Regions from separate parts of the Homo sapiens genome. Here region 2 is linked to region 1. Evidence: chromatin loops called from intact Hi-C (ENCODE). Cell type or tissue: heart left ventricle. All regions are shown on one strand.

The links. A loop is a pair of places that touch in the nucleus more often than their neighbours do. Peaks named below come from ENCODE experiments on the same cell type or tissue, not always from the same donor. Only the 100,000 strongest peaks of a DNase experiment are listed, where the experiment ranks them.
Region 2: a loop joins it to region 1, with 5 times the contacts of the local background. A loop is called at or near these places in 9 of 110 quality-filtered maps.

The regions. Positions count from the first base shown.
Region 1 is chr15:81,151,520-81,159,519 of GRCh38, reverse strand. No RefSeq gene overlaps it. Among named protein-coding and RNA genes, the nearest start is that of CFAP161, 21 kb to the right of the region's middle. In heart left ventricle, CTCF peaks have their summits at 3,509 and 3,710 (motif pointing left); no DNase peak of the experiment used is centred here.
Region 2 is chr15:81,397,116-81,405,115 of GRCh38, reverse strand. The region is part of intron 6 of TMC3-AS1 (TMC3 antisense RNA 1); the gene reads right to left. Among named protein-coding and RNA genes, the nearest start is that of TMC3, 27 kb to the right of the region's middle. In heart left ventricle, a CTCF peak has its summit at 4,274 (motif pointing right); no DNase peak of the experiment used is centred here.

The DNA of each region.
Region 1 (8,000 bases):
CCTGCTGATTGGTAGAGCCCAGTGGTCTGTTTTGACAGGGTGCTGATTGGTGCGTTTACAATCCCTGAGCTAGACGCAGAGGTGCTCCACGTCCCCACTAGATTAACTAGATACAGAGTGTGGACACAAAGGTTCTCCAAGGCCCCACCAGAGAAGCTAGATACAGAGTGTCGATTGGTGCATTCACAAACCCTGAGCTAGACACAGGGTACTGATTGGTGTGTTTACAAACCTTGAGCTAGATACAGAGTGCCGATTGGTGTATTCACAATCCCTGAGCTAGACATAAAGGTTCTCCAAGGCCCCACCAGAGTAGCTAGACACAGAGTGTCCATTGGTGCATTCACAAACCCTGAGCTAGACACAGGGTGCTGATTGGTGTGTTTACAAACCTTGAGCTAGACATAAAGATTCTCCACGTCCCCACCAGACTCAGGAGCCCAGCTGGCTTCACCCAGTGGATCCCGCACCGGGGCTGCAGGTGGAGCTGCCTGCCAGTCCCGCGCCGTGCGCCGGCACTCCTCAGTCCTTGGGTGGTCAATGGGACTGGGCACCGTGGAGCAGGCGGCGGTGCTCATCGGGGAGGCTCGGGCCGCACAGGAGCCCACGGGGGGTGTGGGAGGCTCAGAATGGCGGGCTGCAGGTCCCGAGCCCTGCCCCGCGGGAAGGCAGCTAAGGCCCGGCAAGAAATCGAGCGCAGCACCGGTGGGCTGGCACTGCTGGGGGACCCAGTACACCCTCCACAGCCGCTGGCCCGGGCGCTAAGCCCTTCATTGCCCGGGGCCGGCAGGGCCGGCCGGCTGCTCCGAGTGCGGGGCCCGCCAAGCCCACGCCCACCCGGAACTCCAGCTGGCCCGCAAGCGCCACGCGCAGCCCCGGTTCCCGCTCGCGCGTCTCCCTCCACACCTCCCTGCAAGCTGAGGGAGCCGGCTCCGGCCTTGGCCAGCCCAGAAAAGGGCTCCCACAGTGCAGCGGTGGGCTGAAGGGCTCCTCAAGTGCTGCCAAAGTGGGAGCCCAGGCAGAGAAAGCGCCGAGAGCAAGCAAGCGAGGGCTGTGAGGACTGCCAGCACACTGTCACCTCTCAGCGTGAACCTGGGAGCTTGCAGTGAGCCGAGATCGCGCCACTGCACTCCAGCCTGGGCGAAAGAGCGAGACTCCATCTCAAAAAAAAAAAAAAAAAAAATTTAATTGACAAATAGTGTATACATTCAAAGTATACAACATTATGATTTGATATAAATATACACTGTGTAAGTTTCCCTGAGGGCAGGAAAACTTATCCCAAGTTGTGTCACCAGGGTTAAAATACCATCATTAGCATAGCTAACATTTATTGAGCACGTACTATGTGCCAGACACTCTTCTAAGCACTCTTTTTCATGCATTAACCAATGTAATTCTCATATAACCTGTAAGCCAGGTACCATCATTATCTGAGTTTTTACGGAAGCAGAAACTGAGTCATGGAGAGGTTAACTTACCCAATGATACACAGTTGGTAAGTAGGAGAGCCAGGCACTCTGAATCTGGAGCCAGAACACTTCACCTGTAACTTAACCTCTCAGGCAGAAATCCTTCATGAATTTTTGTTGGCTAGAATTGAATCAGTAAGATTGGAGATTGAGCAATACTGTAGTGTATCATGGGGAGTGACCCTAGGAGTGCTCAATCAAACCAAATAGCACATCTCTTATCACCCACGTGGATCTGTACATGAGATCCCTAGAAGTTGTTAATCGTATAAAGTTTGTATCCTCTGAACAATATCTTCCCATTTCCCTCACCTCCCAGTCCCTGGGAACCACCATTCTACTCTCTGCTTCTGGGAGTTTGACTCTTTCAGATTCCACATGTGAGTGAGATCATGCAGTATTTATGTTTCTGTGTCTGGCTTATTTCACTTAATGTCCTCCAGATTCACCCATGCCTTCACAAACAACTGCGGTCCCACCATAGACTCATAGCAGGGATGGGGGGATGCCCAGCTCCCAGGCTTCCTCCACAGTCCTCACCACTGCTCCCTGCTCCCCAAGACTGGATGGTACCTGAGCTGAGCAGTTCCCCTGGCACCTTGCCTCCTTCCCTCCCACTCACTCAGACATGGTTCTGCAGAACGTTCTCCCTGCAGACATGGCTCTTCCTGTCACCTTTGGATGGTACATTTGAAGCAGGTCTCAACATGGAACTTGAGGGCACACCTAGGGTCACTCCCCATGATACACTACAGTATTGCTCAATCTCCAATCTTACTGATTCAATTCTAGCCAACAAAAATTCATGAAGGATTTCTGCCTGAGAGGTTAAGTTACGGGTGAAGTGTTCTGGCCCCAGATTCAGAGTGGCTGGCTCTCCTACTTACCAGCTGTGCAACACTGGGTAAGTTAATCTCTCCATGTCTCAGTTTCTACTCCAGTAAAACTCAGATAATGATGGTACCTGGCTTACAGGTTATACGTGAGAATTACATTGGTTAATGCATGAAAAAGAATGCTTAGAAGAGTGTCTGGCACATAGTACGTGCTCAATAAATGTTAGCTATGCTAATGATGGTATTTTAACCCTGGAGACATAACTTGGGATAAGTTTTCCTGCCCTCAGGGAGCTTATGGTCAAGCATGGTAGACAGAGGTAAACACACCATACAATTCAGAGTGACAAGTGCTGTAAGAGAGGAAGTACTAACTCATGTGCTCCACTGGACAAATCAGTCCACCTCTCCAAGCTTTCATTTACCTGTAAAATGAGGGAGAAGGAAGAACTAGCATTTAGCAGTATGAGCCAAGCCCTGGGCTGAACATGGGGGATGCGGATATTAAAATCATATGTGTATACCCACAGCATCTGTATTTGAGGGGCTCATAGTTAAGTGGAAGAGAGACAAATATTTAAAAATTAGAATGCAGCAATGCAAGGCAGAGATACATACAAGAGACCCAAGCAGTCTTGACAATTATTATTCTTATTGACGTAGTTCTAGACAGGATGCTCAGTGCTTAACCACACAACTCCACTTAATCTGCACAGGAAGCCTGAGAGATGGGTAATATTTTAGCCCTCTTTTTAACCTATGAAGGAATGGAGGCCCAAAGTGGTGCAATGACTTTCCAAAGACATGCAGCTGGGAAGCGAACAGTGTCCACACTGAGTTGTCTGATCCCAGAGCCAGCACTCAGAACCATGATCTCCTCCTGCTTCTCTCAAATACGTTGTCTCGTTCTATTTAATCTTCTAAACAACTCTGAGAGGGAGCTAGTAATCCTATAGAGAAAACTGAGGCTTCACGAGGGCAAAGTGGCTTAGCTGAGGATGGTAAGTAGCAGCGAGGGCTTTGAAATCACTATTCGGCACATCATGCAGGACCCCTGGACCTGGGGTTTAGGGTACAATTTCTTGGAGGGACCTCCAGGCTCCAGATGCAATGTTTATAAAAAGTCCCAAAGGGGCTGTAGGCTAACCTGAACTTCCTTTGTCGCAAACCCTAGGAATGCTGTTTTATTCAGGTTTTACACGTGCCTAATACACGGTTTTCTTTATAAAGTCAAAAAACATTGAATTCATACTCTGACCACAGTGTTTTTATGGTTTTTCCCCTCTTAGAATGTACATTTTGAAAACTGAAAACCCCCTCGTATTTTGCAATAAGCTCAATATTTGAGCAACTGCAAGTGTTGACTTGTTAGCATTATTAACATTGACATCTCGTGGCCACTTTGGAAAACTGCAAGATCAAATTGGCAGGACAGAAACCAGGCCTCCTTCCAGGTTGCAAAACCTCTTCAAGGTTCATCAGTCTCGACTTCTCAGCAGACACTGTCACCAGAGGGGGATCTGTTCAGAATTTGCCTCTGTCTAACCCCTGGGTTTAGGTGGGTCCCTTCTCCTATCTGGGCCTATCTTCCTCACCTGTAAAATGACCGGGGAAGCCAAATCAGCTGGTCCTTGTAGGTTCTGACACTCTATGGTTCTGTCATTGCCATCCAATCAGATGAAAGGAAAATGGTATCTCATTGCTGTCTTCATTTGAACATGTTTTGAAATGTTTATTGGATCCTCGAATTACTTCTTTTAGAGTTGCCAGTTTAAGCCTTTGCCTTATTTTTCTAATGGGGTGTTTACAGTTTTATCTTGCATTTGTAGGAGTTCCTTATATATTAACCAATTGACTTCTCTGCGACATCATCTCCCCATAGGAATTGAACCCAGTAATTTAGCCAGGCTCTCCTTACGCCAAGTCTTCAAGATAACTGAATTTATATTGAATTATTATCAAATATAGAAATACTTATAAATAGTTGTAGTTCTTTTTTTTTTTTTTCTTTTGAGACAGGATCTTGCTCTGTTGCCCAAGGTGGAGTTCAGTGTCATTACCATAGCTCACTGTAACCTCTAACTTCTGGGCACAAGTGATCCTCCCACCTCAGCCTCCCAAGTAGCTAGGACTACAGGCATGTGCCGCCACACCTGGCTAATTTTTTTTAATTTTTTGTAAAGATGGGTTCTATGTTGCACAGACTGATTTCAAATTCCCAAAGTACTAGGAGTACAGGCATGAGCTACACCGGGGCCTACACAGTTGCTCTTAAAAACAAAGCTATTTTCTTTTGAAACAGCTACAGACAAATAAGGAGACGTTGAGTGTATTTACTAATGGAAAAAACAGTGTCTCTATTATTTTTTGCCTTTGAAGGGATATTGGGGAAAAAAATCTGCCAAAACCCATTAATCAGACTTCAGCTTTGTTCTCCTCAGGTTTAAGCCTTTGGGGGCTTTCACCAACTGTAATTTCAGACTCACAAATGACCTCCTTCAATTACCTCATACCCCTCACTCCCAGACTAACCTTCCTTTCCTGTCCTATCTCTCCCTTGCTCAAAAATATGTGGTGGCTCCCAAATGCTCCATATATTAATATAGACTGCCACACTCTGACCCCTCTACCTCCTTCAATGTCTCATCTCCCTTCTGACCCTCTCTGCAGTGGAAGCCTTAAAGGTAGGAACACATTTACTCCCCACTGGATCCCCAGTGTCTACCTCAAGACCTGGTATAAAATAGTCAATGATGTCTGCTGGATCTGGTTGAATGCAAAAATGTCTACTGTATATGGGAAAGGAGTCGAGTCCTCCTCCAGGTATGGAACCAAATGTGATAAAGATGAACTCACTTACTGACTGGGATGTACACATATTAAATTCATAGGAAGGTGGAGGGGGAGCAACAGAGGCCCTTTCACACGTGGGCACCTGCTTTTGCGTAGCTAACATATCCAGTCCTCTCAGAAGCCCTCAAAGGTGAAGTTCTTGGAGCTAGGACATGGAGAACCCTAGCCACTGGGCTCGTTGGTTTCTTCCTTGCTCCCGCTGGCAGGATGCTAAAGGTGCTCTTCAATCCCAAAGTTGTATTTGCTATCAGTTACCCAAGACTTAGGTGAGTGTGATAGAGACAAACAGCCTAGCAGATGACAGCACTGTAGGTGGGTTGCAGCTATATCCACACCAAAACAACCTCCACTCAGGGACCAGACATTCCCAGATGACTGCTTGTCACCTTTCCTGTGCACCTGTTTTTCCTACTGGGTTTGAATCTCAGGGAGAGGCATGTGCCCCAAATCTGAGTGTCCACCTTCTCCTTCTCTCCTGGCCTTATACCCACCAAGCTATAGAGTCCTGTCTCTCTCTTCCTGGCCTCTCTCTAACCCATGCCCTTTTCCCAGTGCTTCCTGACACTGCCTTAGTTCAAAGCCGCATCAGTTCCTCCTCCCGTGCCTCCATAATCATCTTTTTAAAGTAAAATCATGACACTTTCCTCCTCAAAGCCTTTCACAGGCTGACCATCACCTTCAAGATCAAATTCAAGTTCGATAATTGATACATGAAGCCAAGAGTGATATTCAAAATAGTTAACCACCTCTATAGTTTTTCTTGAGTATCACTGGATATTAGCCAAATAAAACAAACTCCAGGCACCATGGTGGGGTAGGGTCTTGCAGGCCCCACCATTGGGCTGAACATTAACCCTTTAGTTGCTGGTTGTAGGGAAATCCAAGGGTCTCCAGGGAGGTGCCAGGGTTACAGGGGGCACTTTAGGGGCTTGAGTCAGTAGCTATTTTCCAACCAGGTTGGAGACATTATCGTATTTTAACAGCCAGTATAGCCATGCTGAGTGTACCAGCACACAGCCCATTTTGAATGTCTCTTGCCAGTCCCCACTTCTCCCCAGGAGAGGTGTTGGCCCTTTGCAAACGCAGTCTCCTTTGCCTGGAATGCTCTTCCCATGTGTGTCCTTTCCAGCTCAAGTGTCATCTGAAGGCAGGCTTCCCTGGACTCCAGGTATAAGTAATGCGGTCCTTCTACTGGGATTTCAGCATGGCCTGTGCGTAATCACACAGATGGTCTCCTCTTCCCTCTCTCTTGCATTTGCAGAGTCCTTACCTTGTTCCTTACTGTCAAACAATTCATAAACATTTGTTCAATTGAAAGAAAGTGAACCTTAGAGCTGGGAGGAGCCCATTGTCCATGACTCAGGACAAAGCTGTGCAGGCATCGTTGCAGCAAGTGACTCAGTGGCATTTTCTGTATAATGAATGACTGCACACAGCACGCAGGATGCTCTCCACAATTTGTGATTGTGCACCCTTCCCAATAAGCAATCCTTTTGGGTATTTGCTACACACATACATTTATATGTAATTCTATTAATAAATTTTACTCATGCCCATTAAGCTAAAATGTCATGTACATTTAAAAACATTTTGTCTCAAAAAAAGAAAAAAAACTAATATTTTGTCAATTTTACACAATGAAGTGTAAAAATAAAAAGATAAACTTTTTTAAAGGTAAAAAATAAAAACTATTTTGGATCGTATAAAGCACACACACATTAATGCACTTTAAAGGATAAAATAATGATATACGCAGAGTTCTAAACTCTTCTTTTCACATCTCAATGAGCATCTCTGTGCCCCACACTGGAGGTCGCTGCAGAGGTGCTGTGTGCCAAAGTCACTGTACACAGGTCCATACAGCGGCTGCATCCTGGAGAGCCAGTCTCCCCCTGCCAATATTCTAAGTTTCCATCAAAGTCCAGCTCAGATGCTAAAAGCAGATTATTAATATATCTGGAAGTCATGTTAGAGACCACATATTCTAATCTCTATAGGACACAAAAAAAGGAAAGAAAGAAAAGGAAGGAGAGAGAGAGAGAGAGAGAGATAAATACCCATTTTACAGCATCCTTTATAAATGGCAAATAAAAAACAGCTAGAAGTAGGTCTAGACTATTGGTCCTTAAATAGCAGACCCCTCCCAGGGACATTTAGCAATGTTTAGAGACGCTTTGTGTTGTCATGAGTGGAGGGGTGCTACTTCATCTAGTGAGCAGAGGCCAGGGATGCTGGCAAACATCTTATAATGCACAGGAAAGCAACCACAACAAAGAATTAGAAAAAAAATTAGATTAGAAGGCCCTTGTCCAGAAGAAGGGATAGAAGAATCTGACTTGGTCCTGCCCCAGCTCTGCTGTTTAGGAGCTGTGTCCCTGAACAAATCTCTAAGCCTGGCTCCTCTGTAAAAGTTACGGATCCATTCATCTGTTGATTCATTCATTCATTCACTTAACAGATATTTCCCAGGAAATGGAGATAAACAGCAAAGAACAAGACCTGGTCTAACCCCAGAGAGTAGTGAAAATTAAATAAGAAAATGAGTATAAAAGCCCTTTATAATTTTGAGGTGCACAACAGACCCAAGGTAGAAATACTGATTTGTAAATAACACGAGGTGATGCATGTAGGTGCTCACTTTCTAGTTATTTATTGTCTTTCTTCTATTCTGAGAAGTACAGACTTCTCTTTTCCATCTTTTAACGTCTCTGAACTCTGTCTGTGTACATTAAAATGAAGTGCTTCACAATCACCGTCAGCCAGGCGGCAGTCACGCCCCCAGCAGTCACTGTAGTCAGTCACTGATTACCTGAGTGCGAACTTGGTCGGTGGCACTAAT
Region 2 (8,000 bases), 250 kb before region 1:
AGTATCTGCATAAATTATTTGAAATTCTTCTGCACTGGAGATTTGGCTATTCTTCTCCATTTATTTATTTATGCAGTCATTTTGTTTATATCAGTGTAGACCCATCAATATTTATTTTATATATTGGGTTATAATTCAGTACCACTTTGTTTATTTTGTTGCACAGCTTGTTCTGCCTTTGGCCATTGGGAGCTTTCTGTCAGTTCCTGTATCCTTGGCATAGGCCCATCAGTGTCAGTTTTTCTGTGCATTTCCTTATTACTAGCATTGCAAGATGTTTCTCCTCCATCCTTAGAATCATCCATTGCTCCAAGGAGCCCTCATTCCTTCTATCAGAGAATGGTATTAGAAACCAGGATCTGAGTTCTAACTTTACTTGCTACTACTTGGGTGTCATTTATTACCTCTAGTTCCTCTCAGCTGACAAAATAGAGAAATACATGTATACACGTATCTATATAACCCATGTACAGATACATCTATAAATATTCATGTACTATTTATATATTAAGCTAAATATGAGTTTATACAGATGTCTCCCACTCTAATCAATTACCCATGGATTATTCTAGCCTCCTCCCTTTGCTCGTCTGTAACTTCCCACTCCAACAGTGAGGAGCCTGGCTCCCACCCTCCATTACACTTCACTACCTCTTCATTTTTTACACTAAAATACATCAACTTTAGGGTGAAAATTACCAAGCTTATTTTAGAAAAACTCATTTGGCTCACCAAAGAGATGCTATACCTTATTTTTCACAAACCCTTGAAAGATTTCACAATGCCATTTTGAAAAACTTTGTAACAGAACACAATGGGACTGGTGGGTGAATGGATCAATGTTTATCAATACAATCTAATTTTCAGATGCTCATTCTTTTATTTCTTTAGTTCTTCTAAAAGAATGAAGACAACAATGTGACAGCATTTCAGCTGGTGACATCATTTCTCTTGTATCTTCATTTCTCTCAGCATATACAGATCAACCTCTGTCTTCACAGGTGCTCTATTTATTATTTACATCTAGTGTATTTTTCTGATTTGTAGTATATTCATTAAATTTTTAATCACTAACCACCTGCTTCAATGAGTCATTTTTGATATGCTTTCTTGTAAATTGGTATTATAACACTTCACGTCTTATTGTTTTTGTTTTGTTTTGTTTTGTTTTGTTTTGAGACGGAGTTTCTCTCTGTTGCCCAGGCTAGAGTGCAGTGGTGCGATCTTGGCTCACTGCAACCTCTGCCTCCCTGGTTCAAGTGATTCTCCTGCCTCAGCCTCCCCAGTAGCTAGGACTGGGCCACCCACCATGCCCAGCTAATTTTTTTTTTTTTTTTTTTTTTTTTTTTTTTTTTTTAGTAGAGACGAGGTTTCACCATGTTGTCCAGGATGGTCTCGATCTCTTGACCTCGTGATCCACCCCCGCCCCCACCCCCCGTCTCCCAAAGTGCTGGGATTACAGGCATGAGCCACTGCGCCCAGCCAACACTTCACATTTTAAAATCAACTTTACCAAGGTCTCACTTACATATGATAAAATGCATTCATTCGAAGTGTATCGTTTAATGAGTTTTGGCAAGCTACATCCATGGAACTACCAACATAATCAATATAAGAAAATAATTGCTGCATCCCCAAAAGTTCCCAGGGTCATGAGCCTGTTTACAATCAAGCCTTCCCAAGCCCTGATTATTGTCACCATAGATTAGTTTCCACGCAGCAATTTAAGAACAAGAATCACAACTAATAGAATACAAGTGACATTGGAAAATTTTCACAAGACTCTGTTAGCTGAATGACAGCTGAAACAAATTTACCAACGCAGTTCTTGGAGCACATTTACAACTTTTATGATATAATCATTAAAATGCAGTGGAATTTAAAAAGTATAATTAATATTACATTTCAAATTTATAAAACATGTGTAAATAGGATTGTTTCATCATTTTTATCTCCAAAACTGCCTAACCATATGTGGACTACTTGATATACCATAAGCAATGTGTATAGCACATTTTGCAAAACATAATTCTAGGAGGCCCTTGGCTTTAAAAAGTCAATGGCATTGACTTTTCTAATTAAATATATGATAATGTCAGGGGGTGGGGGAGCAGGCAACTTAGGCACACATCTGGCTTTTTCTAGGGAGAAGCCATAACATTCAACAAATAGATGTCAAGGTTTTTTGAGAATTGTATAGGAGAGTTAGTCTAGTACAATTAATCTCAATCTTCAGTGTAGTTAATAAGTCTTTCTTCTAGGCATATGCTTGGATTTTATCCCTGGACAGCATGGTTCAGTAGGTGACAGGGCCCAAGGATCTGAATCCTAAATGAACATCCCAGGTGACCCTGCTGCAAGTGTTCCACTGACATCACATTGAGAAATACTACTTTAGACCTCTCAATCTGAAAAATCTGATTCCATGCATTTCAGTCATGACTTTCCTATAACTGGAAATACTGTATCTGATGCAAGATGATGATGTGTCAGGGAGTTTCTGACAGGCATTTTCGCATTTGAGGAGACATTGAACTCACTGATCTTTAAAACCCTTTCACTTTGAATAATTTGTGCATTCATTGTCATATAGCTTGTAAGCATCCCTTACCTTGGAGCACTGTGTGCCTGGAGAGAAACGAGGTGACACATGGAGACACTACTTTCCTCCCCCAAAACAATATGTCACTCTTCTAGTGAGAACTAGAAGAGGGTTTTGTTTTTCAGGACAGCAATGAGGGAAGAGGGTTCTCTTTCAGGCACACCCAGGACCGAGTCAAAAGCTGAGGGAATGAACCACAGCAGATGATGAACTGACTGCCATTGCATGGAAGCAGGTCCCAAGAGAACCCAGCTTTGAACCCATGAAGTTATGGCAGCTTCCAAAAGCCACGTGCAGAGAGGGTGATCTCATGTTCTTATGAGGTGGCTGTACTGAGTAGAAGCCATAGAGAATTGGCCAAAGAAAAACATGTCACAAATAATTACAGTAGCTCTCCAACAAGAGTTGTACAGTGGTACTTCAAGAAAAGACAAGAAAATTGGAAAATATAGTTTGTAAAAGGTTTACTGTTTCCTTCATAAGAAGCCTGAAATATCTTTAAGATGTGCTGTCTTCTAGAAAACATCTACAATGAACAGAAAAGATCAAGGACATCCAATACTTCCCCACAATGATATCCTCAGGCTATTCCATTTAAAACATTTTCCTTAGAGTCAACATACTTCTGGAACAATGTACAGTGAATTTAATTTTATTAGCAAAATAATAAAACAAAGCATATTCTGGACAATAATCAATACTCTGAAATTATATTACTTTAGTTAGTTTTCCCTTTTAAATTATTTTTTCCACTTCAATTTAAAAAATGTCTCCAAGTAATTCATGCGCATAATTTAAAAAGTCAAATAGAACCACAAGGCTTACAAGCAAACAAACAAACAAAAAGGGCTGTAATCTTTTGGCCTTCTTTTTGCTACCTCCAGAATAGCTGATATGAAAACTTTTTCCACAACTACGGGGGTGGAGGGTAGAGGCTCCTGAGCTGGTCTGAATTTGTTCAAGTGCCCTTTCCTGAGCAGATCACTGAAGTCAGGGGGATGATAACAGTTATGAGCTTTTGCCAGTTGGAGCCCCTGGAACTGGAGAAAAGTCAGTCTCTATCACACCTCACAGCTGCTACCAACGATCTCACCAATGATAGTGGTGGAAGGGGCGCTGGACAGACTACTGTGTTCCTGGAAACACTTTCCCCAGCCCCCTTCACTTTCTCCCAGTGGTAGACTAATAATGGTCTCCAAAGATATCCAGATCCTAATCTCTGGAAACTGCGGATGTTATATGGTAAAAGTGATTAAATTAAAAATTCTTGAGATGGGAGTATTCTGGATCACCTAGGTGTCCTTATAAGAGTGAGGCAGAGAGAGATTTGACAGATAAGAATGAGGCAATGTGAGGGCTGAAGCAAGATGCTACATTGCTGGCTTTGAAGAAGGAGGAAGGGGCCACAAGCCAAGGAATGCAAGTCTGGAAAAGATAAGACAGGCCCTCTCTTTAGTAAAAGAATGAATAAATATATTTGCACAGTTCGTTGTCCAAGTTTAAATTCCTTTCCAAATGGCTGCGAATGAACCTGTCCTGCTGCATTTGCATTAAGAAGATGTGTTTCTGTTTCTCACAGAAGCTATTGACCTAATCTACGCTGCTCCACTAAATTGACTTGGATCTTGACGTTCATAATGTTGAGTGACTGCAGAACTTAATTTAGCCACAAGATGGAGACTTCATCCTAGTCCTGGAAAACATCTCAGCACCTGGGGTTTCTGTAAGTAAAATTCCAGAATGAAATACCTTAATTAATTTATCGTCCAGCCTCTGATCCCACGTACAAGATGAAGAACCTGAGTTCCAGAGAGATCACAGAATTAGTTTTCAAAGGAGTCAAATCTAGAAGTTTGTTTCCTAATTCCCATTCTGATGTTCTTCAGCAAGCATCACTTTTGCTTCCTATGTCTTTTTCTGATATGCTATTTCTCTTATTTTCTGAGAATTACACTTACTCATGTAAAGGGTTTTTTTTTTTGTTTTCTTCTCTCCCTGTTGCTATGTTTCAGGCAGATAACTTATTTAAAATCATTTCACATTGCTGTCTACATTGGCCTACGCATTGCTAACCTCAGGAGAAAACTCAATTCAAACTAAATAATATCCACCTGTAGCTACCACAAAATGTTCAGCTGGGGCCTTGGGGTGTTTGGGTGAATCAAACATGGTCTTCACCTTCCAGGAGCTCTAAGTTAAATGGATGAGGAAGAGAAGCAAATGAGATGATTGCCTTAAGAGAGGTATACTACTCTTTCTATTAGCAGAGAAGAGGAGGGTATCCCATCCAACTGGAAACCGGAGATCCTTGGGAAGGAGATGACGTTTAGGATAGACCATGAAGGTCAGATGAGATAGTATAAGCCATAAATAGGGTAAAGGAGTATGTAGATGACAGACAGCTTGGACAAATTATGCAGCCAGGAAAGGAAGCAGAAATTTGGGAAGTAGGAATTCTGTTAATCAGGATATGCTCTGTTCTGCAGTTGTAACAGATTACTCCAAATGGTCAGTGGCTTAACAAAGGCTTATTTGTTACACATGGTCATGTCTAACAAGTGTCGGCAGAGCTTTATTCCATACAGTCACTCAGGGACCCAGGCTGAGTAGGAACCATCATCCTGAAACTCCATTATCTGGCTCACACAACTTAAGTTGCCATAGTAGAGGAAAGAAAACTAAAATATTGTTCATAAATTTTTCACTGCTTCTGTCAGAAGGGGCATGTATCACTCGCACACATATATTATTGGCCAGAACTTGTCGCATGGCTCTAACTCAACACAAGCCTGGACTATTTGGTGCATGTTACTTTCTCTGCCACAAGAGTATTCCAAAATTGACTGTAATTCAGAATATTTATAAGGCAGGAGCTTGGATCTTAACGTAGAAAGCCTTTCAAGTTTTGGTGAAAGGCTAACAATTTGCCCCAACTCTGAGAGTATCAGAACTCTGTTTTAATATAAAGAACATTACATGTTTACCAATGAGCCAAGCTTTCCCAAAAGTCAAGTAGAGGGAGCAAAGCTTTGCTATTACTGTGCATAAGATTTTTTATTAATTCTGCAAAGGGGCCACTGGCAAGAACAGATTCTAAGGACCTCTCGTAGCTCCAGGCTACATCAAGGCAATCAGATCTGGGAGTTGCCAGTGTCAATATAACAAAGGAAATACATTCCTGGGCATGGTGATAGAGAGTGGGAGGTAGATTCACAGATATCTTCCAGTGTTTCACGTCTGAGAACCTTCCAAAATAGTTGTCTTTCTCCTACTTTGACATCTAATGAAGAAAAGCATTCAGATGATCACCACAACTTTAAGAGAGTCACCCTTGATTTGTGTGATAATGTGAAACTTACTAAGCAGCTGAAGGAATTGGGTAATTCTGTGTTACGACACTGGAGCCGTAAATCCGACCAACCCCATTAAATACTTAGGAGTCTGTTTACTATCTGTCTCTATTTATTACCTGGCTTCCCCCCATGACATTGCAGAGAAATAAAGTGCAAACAAGAACTACACCAGAAGAAGGCAGGTACAGAAAGCTTTGTTACCTCCTACTGAAATGAACTAAATTTGTTTGCAGGCCAAACTGTGCTAGAAAACTTTTGAAAGCATTGCAGTTTGACTAAGGAAAAGGTCTGAAGTCTTTCCAACTGTCCCAAGATATTTCTCAAATTATCGCTAATGGAATCAGATTATTTGGGAAATATTAATCTATGCATATTCAGACTCAGATACTGAGCTAAGGAATTCAAATAGTTAGTATTCCTACATGGATTTGGTTAGTGATAAGGTACAGATCCAGGCATGTTCTGGGTGTCACATTGCCCAGGTCATGCCAGGGCTATGGAGAGGACAAACAGGTGTCTGGAAAGGGACATATTTCTCAGGCGGACAGGAGCCTAGTTAGAGCAGGGCTGGCTAAACAGTATAAACCAAAGGCGGGCCAAACTCATTCAGGAGTTTGGCATAGACTTGGAGAAATTCAAACCAAGTAGTTCCTTATAGGACAAAGGTGGCAGCATCATTCAGTCTCTTTAACAAGGTAACAAGGTTACTCAACACCTCCTCATTGTTGGGAAGGATGGGGTAGGGGTAAAGGGCTGAGTAGTAGGGCCAACATGCAGGAAAATGACGAGAGCATAACTTTTCTTTCTGGTCTTGAAGGTAACGTCTTCACAGGATGGGATTCCCTGAAAGCTGCCATTATTATCTCCAGGTTTCCCTCCTATCCATCCATTGCTGCTGAGTAGGGCAACGCCTGGGACCAGTTAATTATCACAGGAGAAGATCTTTCCAAATCAGGGATTGTAAAGGTGGAGGGGAAAATTCTCCCTTCAGTATTCTAAGATGAATCTCTTCAAGCCCAAGATGGCAGCAGTTGTCTTCTTAGTGCAGCCTTGCTCAATTCACTTATCACTGGGTCTCGGAGTCTCAAAAGTAAAAAAGGGCTGTGCACATTACACACACACACGCGCGCGCACATACACACACTCTTTAGCATCATATAATGTCATCACTGGTATCCTGGAGTCTTTACTGCTTACCTGTACCCTCTTTCCTCCACAAGGTCAATGAAACATCAATCATCCAATGCAGAACCAGAAAAGAAAGGCTGCAGGTACTTGACGGTTACATTGAAAAGCTGAATGGCAGGAAGATGGGCAACTGGTTTAAGTTTAAGATAGAGAGTTGAGATGTCCTGCCTTTAGATATCAGGAGCTGGGGAGATTATAGAAGGAAGGGACAAGGTAGATAATAGACAATAAGAACCAAAGATCTGCAGCAATGAAGGGAGCAGGCATCATGAGTCACCATCATCTTAGAGTCCAATTGTATTTCTTTTTGCCATCATGGGGAAACCAAAAGTAGAAAGTGGTCACCACTGTTTTTAAATTGTCCAGAGAAAATAACATTTTTCTGTGCTGTGATAATTCACTCAAGCCTCCATCCAACCCAGACCATGCGGACATCCTCCATTCTGTGGTCCAGGATACATTTCAGCTCTGCCAGAAACACAGGATGGTCCCTGACCTCCTACAGAATTGTGAGTCTTTGAAGGAAAGACTTTCCTCCAAGGAAATAATTATGGAACAGGTAGAATTTATGGGGCGCATGGAGAACCCTGTAGATGTCTACTAAATATGTTGCATATATCGGTGAATTTCATATCTGTAACAGGACAAGAACTATCCTGCCCAACTATATAAGGTTGTTGTGAAGTTCACATGTGCTGTATATGATTGTCTGGATGTATCATATGCCTGTTCATTTTCTCCAGGTTACATCTTTCTGTGAGATCTAGGAATTGGTGCAGACAGGAAGGTAGAGAAAGGAAGAATAATAATAGTCTATCTGTTCTGCCTTTTTCCTTTCCTTTCCATCTTCAACACAT